Linked DNA regions of Homo sapiens: region 1 is linked to region 2. The links are chromatin contacts, found by Hi-C or POLR2A ChIA-PET in ENCODE. All regions are on one chromosome and are shown on one strand. The core of a region is the stretch at or near the end of the contact, and the rest is flanking DNA. Distances in the headings are between cores, read along the strand shown.

Evidence for each region. A loop is a pair of places that touch in the nucleus more often than their neighbours do. ChIA-PET counts read pairs that join two places held with the same protein, here RNA polymerase II (POLR2A). Pooled maps may share reads with other maps.
Region 1: a map of mammary epithelial cell shows a loop between it and region 2 (4-fold over the local background). The contact joins two enhancer-like sites. A Hi-C loop is called at or near these places in 1 of 168 maps with a recorded cell type or tissue (mammary epithelial cell) and 2 of 50 pooled maps. POLR2A ChIA-PET finds 5 or more read pairs at or near these places in 1 of 52 experiments (A673).

Annotation. Positions count from the first base shown.
Region 1 is chr17:66,903,125-66,906,515 of GRCh38, reverse strand. No RefSeq gene overlaps it. Among named protein-coding and RNA genes, the nearest start is that of CACNG4, 60 kb to the left of the region's middle. Within about 2 kb of position 1,320, at least 15 of the 41 ENCODE cell types and tissues checked have a DNase peak (open chromatin) inside an H3K27ac peak, as active enhancers do.
Region 2 is chr17:66,271,123-66,274,530 of GRCh38, reverse strand. No RefSeq gene overlaps it. Among named protein-coding and RNA genes, the nearest start is that of PRKCA, 30 kb to the left of the region's middle. Within about 2 kb of position 1,355, at least 5 of the 41 ENCODE cell types and tissues checked have a DNase peak (open chromatin) inside an H3K27ac peak, as active enhancers do.

The DNA of each region.
Region 1 (3,391 bases), core at 71-2,570, 630 kb before region 2:
CAATAAATATCACTCAATGGCGGAGTGAGTGACCCTTCAACGAAAACTCAGTTGCAGGCGGCACGCAAATTGTGCCAGGACGGAAATTAGGTCAGACAAATCTTATTCCAAATCTGAGGATCCTTCACATGTTGGCCTCCTGGTTTGGGGCAAGTTATTTGGATTCTCCAAGACTCTGTGTTCTCATGTAAGCAGTTGGGGAAAATAGCCACTGTTTCATCAGGCCGTTCTCTACCTGGTAGAGAAAGACATTAGGCCCTTGTGAACTGGTCTGTCTGGATTGGGAGAAGTTTGGAGTTGACCGTTTTTGTTGTTGTTGTTGTTGTTTTCTTTGAGACAGAGTCTCACTCTGTCGCCCAGGCTGGAGTGCAATGGTGCGATCTTGACTCACTGCAACCTCCGCCTCCTGGGTTCAAACCATTCTCTTGCCTCAGCTTCCCAAGTAGCTGGGATTACAGGCAACTGCCACCATCCCTGGCTAATTTTTGTATTTTTAGTAGAGACGGGGTTTCACCATGCTGGCCAGGCTGGTCTCGAACTCCCGACCTTAGGTGATCTGCCTGCCTCGCCCTCCCAAAGCGCTGGGATTACAGGTGTGAGCCACCACACCTGGCAGGAGTTGACTGTTTTTATGAAAAACCGTGCTCATCACCCCTGCCCCCTTTAAAAAATGCCAAGTAACGGGCACAACAGTTATCGCCTGCATTTTCACCCCAACCATAGCCTCCACCCCTTATGTTCTTCCACTCTCCTGCTTGCTATCCTGGGCTCCTCTTAGTTTCTCAAGCCCACCTCAGAGCCTTTCCCATGACAGTCCCATGAAATCCTCTGTCCAAGACCTTTCCTTGGGGAGCCCTCACTCATTCATCCAGGACTGGGCTTAAGCATCATTTCCTCAGGGAAGCCTTCCCTGACCACAGACCCCACTGGTCAGCAAACCCTTTAGGTCCCCTGTTCAAATTCGTATTTATTTACTCAATGTCTAGCATTCCCATTATTTGTTGAGTGATAACGTGCTGGTGGAAAATATCTCAACGTTGACGTGGTTTGGCTTTTAGCCATGGACAGGCTCCAGGGCGCCAAGATGGGCTGCATCAGAACAGCGGGGGAGTTTGCTCTGCCCCAGAATATGCCAGAACCTGCCAGAGCCTGCATCTGTGCACTGAGGGTTTCCATGCCAACCAGCTGGGCCCTAGTGAGGGGCACTTGATTCCCTAAATGGCCCCCCAAGTCAATGACAGGTGTGCCTCTCTGAAGTCGGGAAACTTGTTTTGAAGTCATGGCTGGTGAATTCATAGAGCTGGATCTTTACTGTTTAGAAATTCATTCTCAAAGGCAGAAAGACTACAGGAAGTGAGCAGCACATTCCCAGATCCAGGGGCAAGAGCTGAAAAAATGGGAACTCTGCCAGCAGTAACTTGCTATCAGCGAGTCCTCTCCCACAGTCCCAGACACAGGGGCTCAAACCCTGTGCCCGGGGCCTGCCCCCTCCTGGCCTCTCCTTCTGTCATGGCCCTTCTCTGACCCCTTCCTTGTTCTTAGATTGTACTGGCACTAAGCGAAAGCTTTTGGAGGCGATTGCTAGATTCTCCACATTTTTCTTCTCCTTAGCTAGAGAAGGTGAAATTTCCTAATGATCTACAATGTTCTCTGGCTACAGCCATGCCTCTGTACATGTTTGTAGCTTAATTATCAGCCAGAGCCTCCTGATGGCAATGTCCTCCCGGTGGGACACACCTGCTCTGCATTCAGAAGCTTGGCATTTGGGGTGTGTGTGTGTGTGTGTGTGTGTGTGTGTGTGTGTGTGTATTGCAGCTATCTTTTTTTTTCCCTAAAAATTTTCTGTCCAGGTAAGTGTGTTTGAACTGCAGTGGGTTTTTGGTGTTTCTTCTTTTAAAAAAATCGATTTAATTTTAATTATCTTTGGTTAATTTTAATCATCTTTGGGGCTTCTGTTAGTCCTCTGGCACTGCTGCAACACAGTACCATAGTCTGGGTGGTATCTAAACAACAGACATTGTTTCTCGCAGTTTTGGAGGCTGGAAGTCTGAGATCAGGGTGCCTACGTGGTCCGGGGCTGCTAAGGGCCCTCTTTCGGGCTAAAGACGGCTGGCTTCTCTTTGTATTCCCACTTGATGGAAAGAGGGGTCCATCTTTGGGGTCGCTTTAATAAGGGCAGTAACCCCATTCGTGACCCAGTTGCCTGCTAAAGGCTCCATCTCCTAACACTGTCACACCAGGGGTTAGGATTTCAACACAGGAATATTGCAGGGACATTCACATTCAGTCCATTGCAGGCTCCTCTCCCAGAGGAAATCCCCTTCTCTCATAGAGCACGTACCAATGACTTCAACCAAGAAGCAATGTAGGAATGGCCTCTCTTTCTGTCAAGGCGTCTATGTGTGGGTCCATGCCGGCCGACTTGCATCCCTCCCCTCTGCCCTCACTGCTGCCCCCAGGAGCTGGGCCAAGATTGTCCCGGGGATGATTCCCCCTCTCCCCAGACTCCCTAGGGTGTGGCCTCTGAGCCTGGCCATGAATGCTGCCATTGCCTCCCTCTGCCTTTTGAGGACACCAGGAATCGGCGGGCGGGGCTTCTGTGTTCTGAGTGGGCAGAGGCAGGTGACGCTGCTTCATGCCATCCCTGCCCTCTGCTCCACGCCTGCCAGCTCCAGAACCTTTCCTGACTCCCCTCCACCATCCATCTATCCACCCTATGGCCTCTGCTTAGTCTCTGCTCTTGCTCAGTTCTTTGAGTCAAAGCGTCCTGCTGGATTCTGGATTTCCTTTCCAGCTTCCCATTCTGCAGCCTGAAAGCCTTGATGTGATTAGGCTTTATGTCCCCACTCAAATCTCATCTTGAATTGTAATCCCCATAATCCTCACCTGTCAAGGGAGAGACCAGGTGGAGGCAATTGAATCATGGGGGTGGTTTCCCCCATGCTGTTCTCTGATAGTGAGTGAATTCTCGCGAGATATGATGGTTTTATAAGGGGCTCTTCCCCCTCGCTCGGCACTTCTCCTTTCTGCCCGCCTTGTGAAGAAGGTGCCTTGCTTCCCCTTTGCCTTCCACCATGACTGTAGGTTTCCTGAGGCCTCCCCAGCCATGCTGAACTGTGAGTCAATTAGACCTCTTTCCTTTATAAATTACCTAGTCTCGGGCAGTTCTTTATAGCAGTATGAAAACAGGCTAATACACCCACCCTGCTCCAACTGCATCTCCATCTTCATCTCGAGTTCCCAGCCCCAGCATGTTGCTTCTTAATAATTTGCCGATTACACAAACTGTTAGTCCTTGGCTTGGTCTGTGATGAAAGAAACTCCTCTGTTGAGACACAGACCTTTCAAGAACTGTGAAGGTATTAGCTGACATTTACTTTACTCTTACTCT
Region 2 (3,408 bases), core at 106-2,605:
CCTGTAGTCCCAGCTGCTTGGGAGGCTGAGGCAGGAGAATGGCGTGAACCCGGGAGGCAGAGCTTGCAATGAGCCGAGATCGCGTCACTGCACTCCAGCCTGGGTGACAGAGCAAGACTCCGTCTCAAAAAAAAAAAAAAAAATTGTAAATAATAATGATTTAAAAAAACATTCAGGCTCTTTCTGATACTTATGCATGGTCTAATGAATTCCCTTTCTTCTTGTTTGTGCAATGGCTGTCTCTAACACAAGGTTTAGACTTTTGAATACTTTTTTTTTTTTTGCACAGATACCGTTTCTTTTTCTTGTTTAGACACAGGATCTTGCTCTGTCACTGTCACCTAGGCTGGAGTGTGTAGCTATCACAGCTCACTGCATCCTCCAACTTCTGGGCACAAGGGATCCTGCCACCTCAGCCTCTTGAGTAGCTGGGACTACAGTTATGTACCACCCAGGCCCAGCTACACTTTTTAAAGAGATGGGGGTCTTGGTACATTGTCCAGCTGGTCTAGAACTCCTGGACTCAAGCAGTCCTTCTGCCTTGGCCTCTCAAGGTGCTGGGGTTGCAGGCATGAGCCACTGTGCCCAGCTTTTTGTTGTTGTTGTTTTGTTTTCGTTTTGTTTTGAGAGACAGGCTCTATCTCTGTCTCCCAGGCTAGAGTGCAGTGGCATAATCATAGCTCACTATAGCCTTGAATTACTGGGCTCAAGCAACCCTCCTGTCTTAACCTCCAGTGTAGCTAGGAATTTAGGTGTGTGGCACAACACCTGGCTGATTTTTAATTTTTTTATATAAATGGAGTCTCACTATGTTGGCCAGGCTGGTCTCAAACTCCTGGCCTCAAGCAATCCCCCTGCCTTGGCCTCCCAAGGTGCTGGGATTACAACCTTGATCCACCATGCCTGACCAGCACAGATAATTATTAATGATTGTTTCATACTCCAGATGTCAGCTTGCTTTGCAAAAATGTAGCAGTATCTATTATGTTCTTTGTAAAGATACGAGTAATAAAAGCTCACACTGCAAAATTTTCACAAATGTAATTTCATTTATTCTTCACCAAAGCCTTATTTTGTGGATCAGAACATTGAGGTTCACTGCCATCATGACTGATTTTCTAATTGTTATGATATCCTTCTGGAAAGGTGGGGTTTTTTTTTGCTGTTATCGTACATCTCAAGGGCCTTTAATGGGATGAGTGACTCACTGTAAAGTTTGTAAGTTGGGTGACTTTATCACTGACATCCCTCAGGAACAGCCACAAGAAGTAAATGGGGGTGGATTTTTAGTGTTTGCCACTGACACATTCTTAGTTTTAGCCAAAAAAAAAAAAAAAAGAAAAAGAAAAAAAGAAAAAGCTAAAGCAACTCATTACACAAGAATGCCGCCCCGTCTTGGACTCTCCTCTTCAACAAGGATGATTCCTGCCCTGTAAAATTACATTGTAAGAAACGTGTCAAAGATGAAAAAATTTGGAAGCATGTTCAATCAATAAGATTGCTGGAAAGCAAATGGAAATTACATTCTATCCAGGGAAAAGGAGAGCCAGCCACCTGCCAGAAATGGAAAGTTCACAGGACTGAAAAATAGCATCTGGCTTCCTTTGCAGTAGAATGTGGAGCCAAAAAGATACTTTCACTTAAAGGCAGTTAGGAAATTACCAGTTTGCTGTGAAGAGCACTGACCAGAGGGTGGGGAGAGGTGACAGAGGACAGCCACTGGAATCGGAGGAACCTGGCTGCTGATCTGGGCTCCTTCACTTCTGGGATAACCCCAGGCAAATTATCAACCTCTCCGGGCTGTTGTGGGAATTAAACAGAATAATGCATACAGGGCCCCTGTTAGCATCATATGCATCTAACATGCTAGTCCTCTTCCTCCACCCGTTGGGATCACCTTGTGACTTTCACCTTTTTTTGGTTGCTGTTGTTATTTGGTTTTTCTTAGTTTACATCAGACACCTTGTGCAGTGGGCGCCATCTCCCTTTATGGAAGGTGAAGAGGCCTCATGCTTCTTGCCTCTGACACGTGAAGAACAGGAACACGAACAGGCCTGAACTCTTATGCACTTTCATATCTTTTTGTTTTTTTTTTTTTTTTTTTTTTTTTTGAGGCAGGTTCTCACTCCGTCATCCAGGCTGGAGTACAGTGGCACAAACTCGGCTCACTGCAACCTCCGCCTCCTGGGTGCAAGCAATTCTCCTGCCTCAGCCTCCTGAGTAGCTGGGATTATAGGTGCCTACCACCATGCCTGGTTAATTTTTTTGTATTTTTATTAGAGACGGGGTTTCACCATGTTGGCCAGGCTGGTCTCGAACTCCTGACTTCAAGTGATCTGCCTCCCTTGGCCTCCCAAAGTGCTGGGTTTACAGGCATGAGCCACCGTGCCTGGCCGAACTTTCATATCTTCATTTGGATTGCCTGAAAGCAGAACAACAGGCAAGGGCATGGGTGTCGGGAGTTTATTTTGGGAGTCATCCTAGGGAGCAAGGCTGTAGGAGTGAGGAAAGTGAGATGTAAAAGGAGGTGGCAACAATGAAGGCTGTCTTGCTGAGCTTCTCAGTGTGGACACTGGAGCTCCATCCATCCTGTTGGGGACCATCTGATGAACAATATAGAATGAATCTCACAGTTACTCTTAACGGAAGCCTAGAGCAATTTCACTCCTGGTCATGTACCCAAGAGAAATGAAAACATATGTCCACACAAAAACTTGTATATGAATATTTATAGTAATGCTAGTCATAATAGCTAAAGGTGGAAACAACCCAAATATGTCCATCAACTGATGAAGGGATAAATAAAATGTGGTATATCCATACAGTGGAATATTATTCAGCCATAAAAGGGAATGAAGGTTTTTTTGTTTTGTTTTGTTTTTTTGAGACAGAGTCTCGCTCTGTCATGTAGGAGTGCAGTGTGTGATCTTGGCTCACTGCAATATTCACCTCTGGGTTCCAGGGTTCAAGTGTTTCTCCTGCTTCAGCTTCCTAAGTAGCTGGGATTACAGGAACGCACCACCATGCCTGGTTAATTTTTGTATTTTTGGTAGAGACGGGGCTTCATCCTCTTGGCCAGGCTGGTCTCAAACTCCTGACCTCAAGTGATCTGCCCACTTCAGCCTCCCAAAGTGCTGGGATTACAGGCATGAGCCACATGAAGTTCTGATACATGCTAGAACATGGGTGAATCTTGACAAGATTATGCTAAGCAAAAGAAGCCAGACACACAAGACCATGTACTCTATGGTTCCATTTGTTTGAAATGTTAACAACAGGGAAATTTATAGAGAAATGAAGTAGATTAGTGGCTGCCTAGGGATGAGAGGATTAGGGGAGTAGGAGGGTGATAGCTTAAAGGGTTTGTTTTGGGCATGATAAAAATGTTCTAAAATTAATTGACTGTGG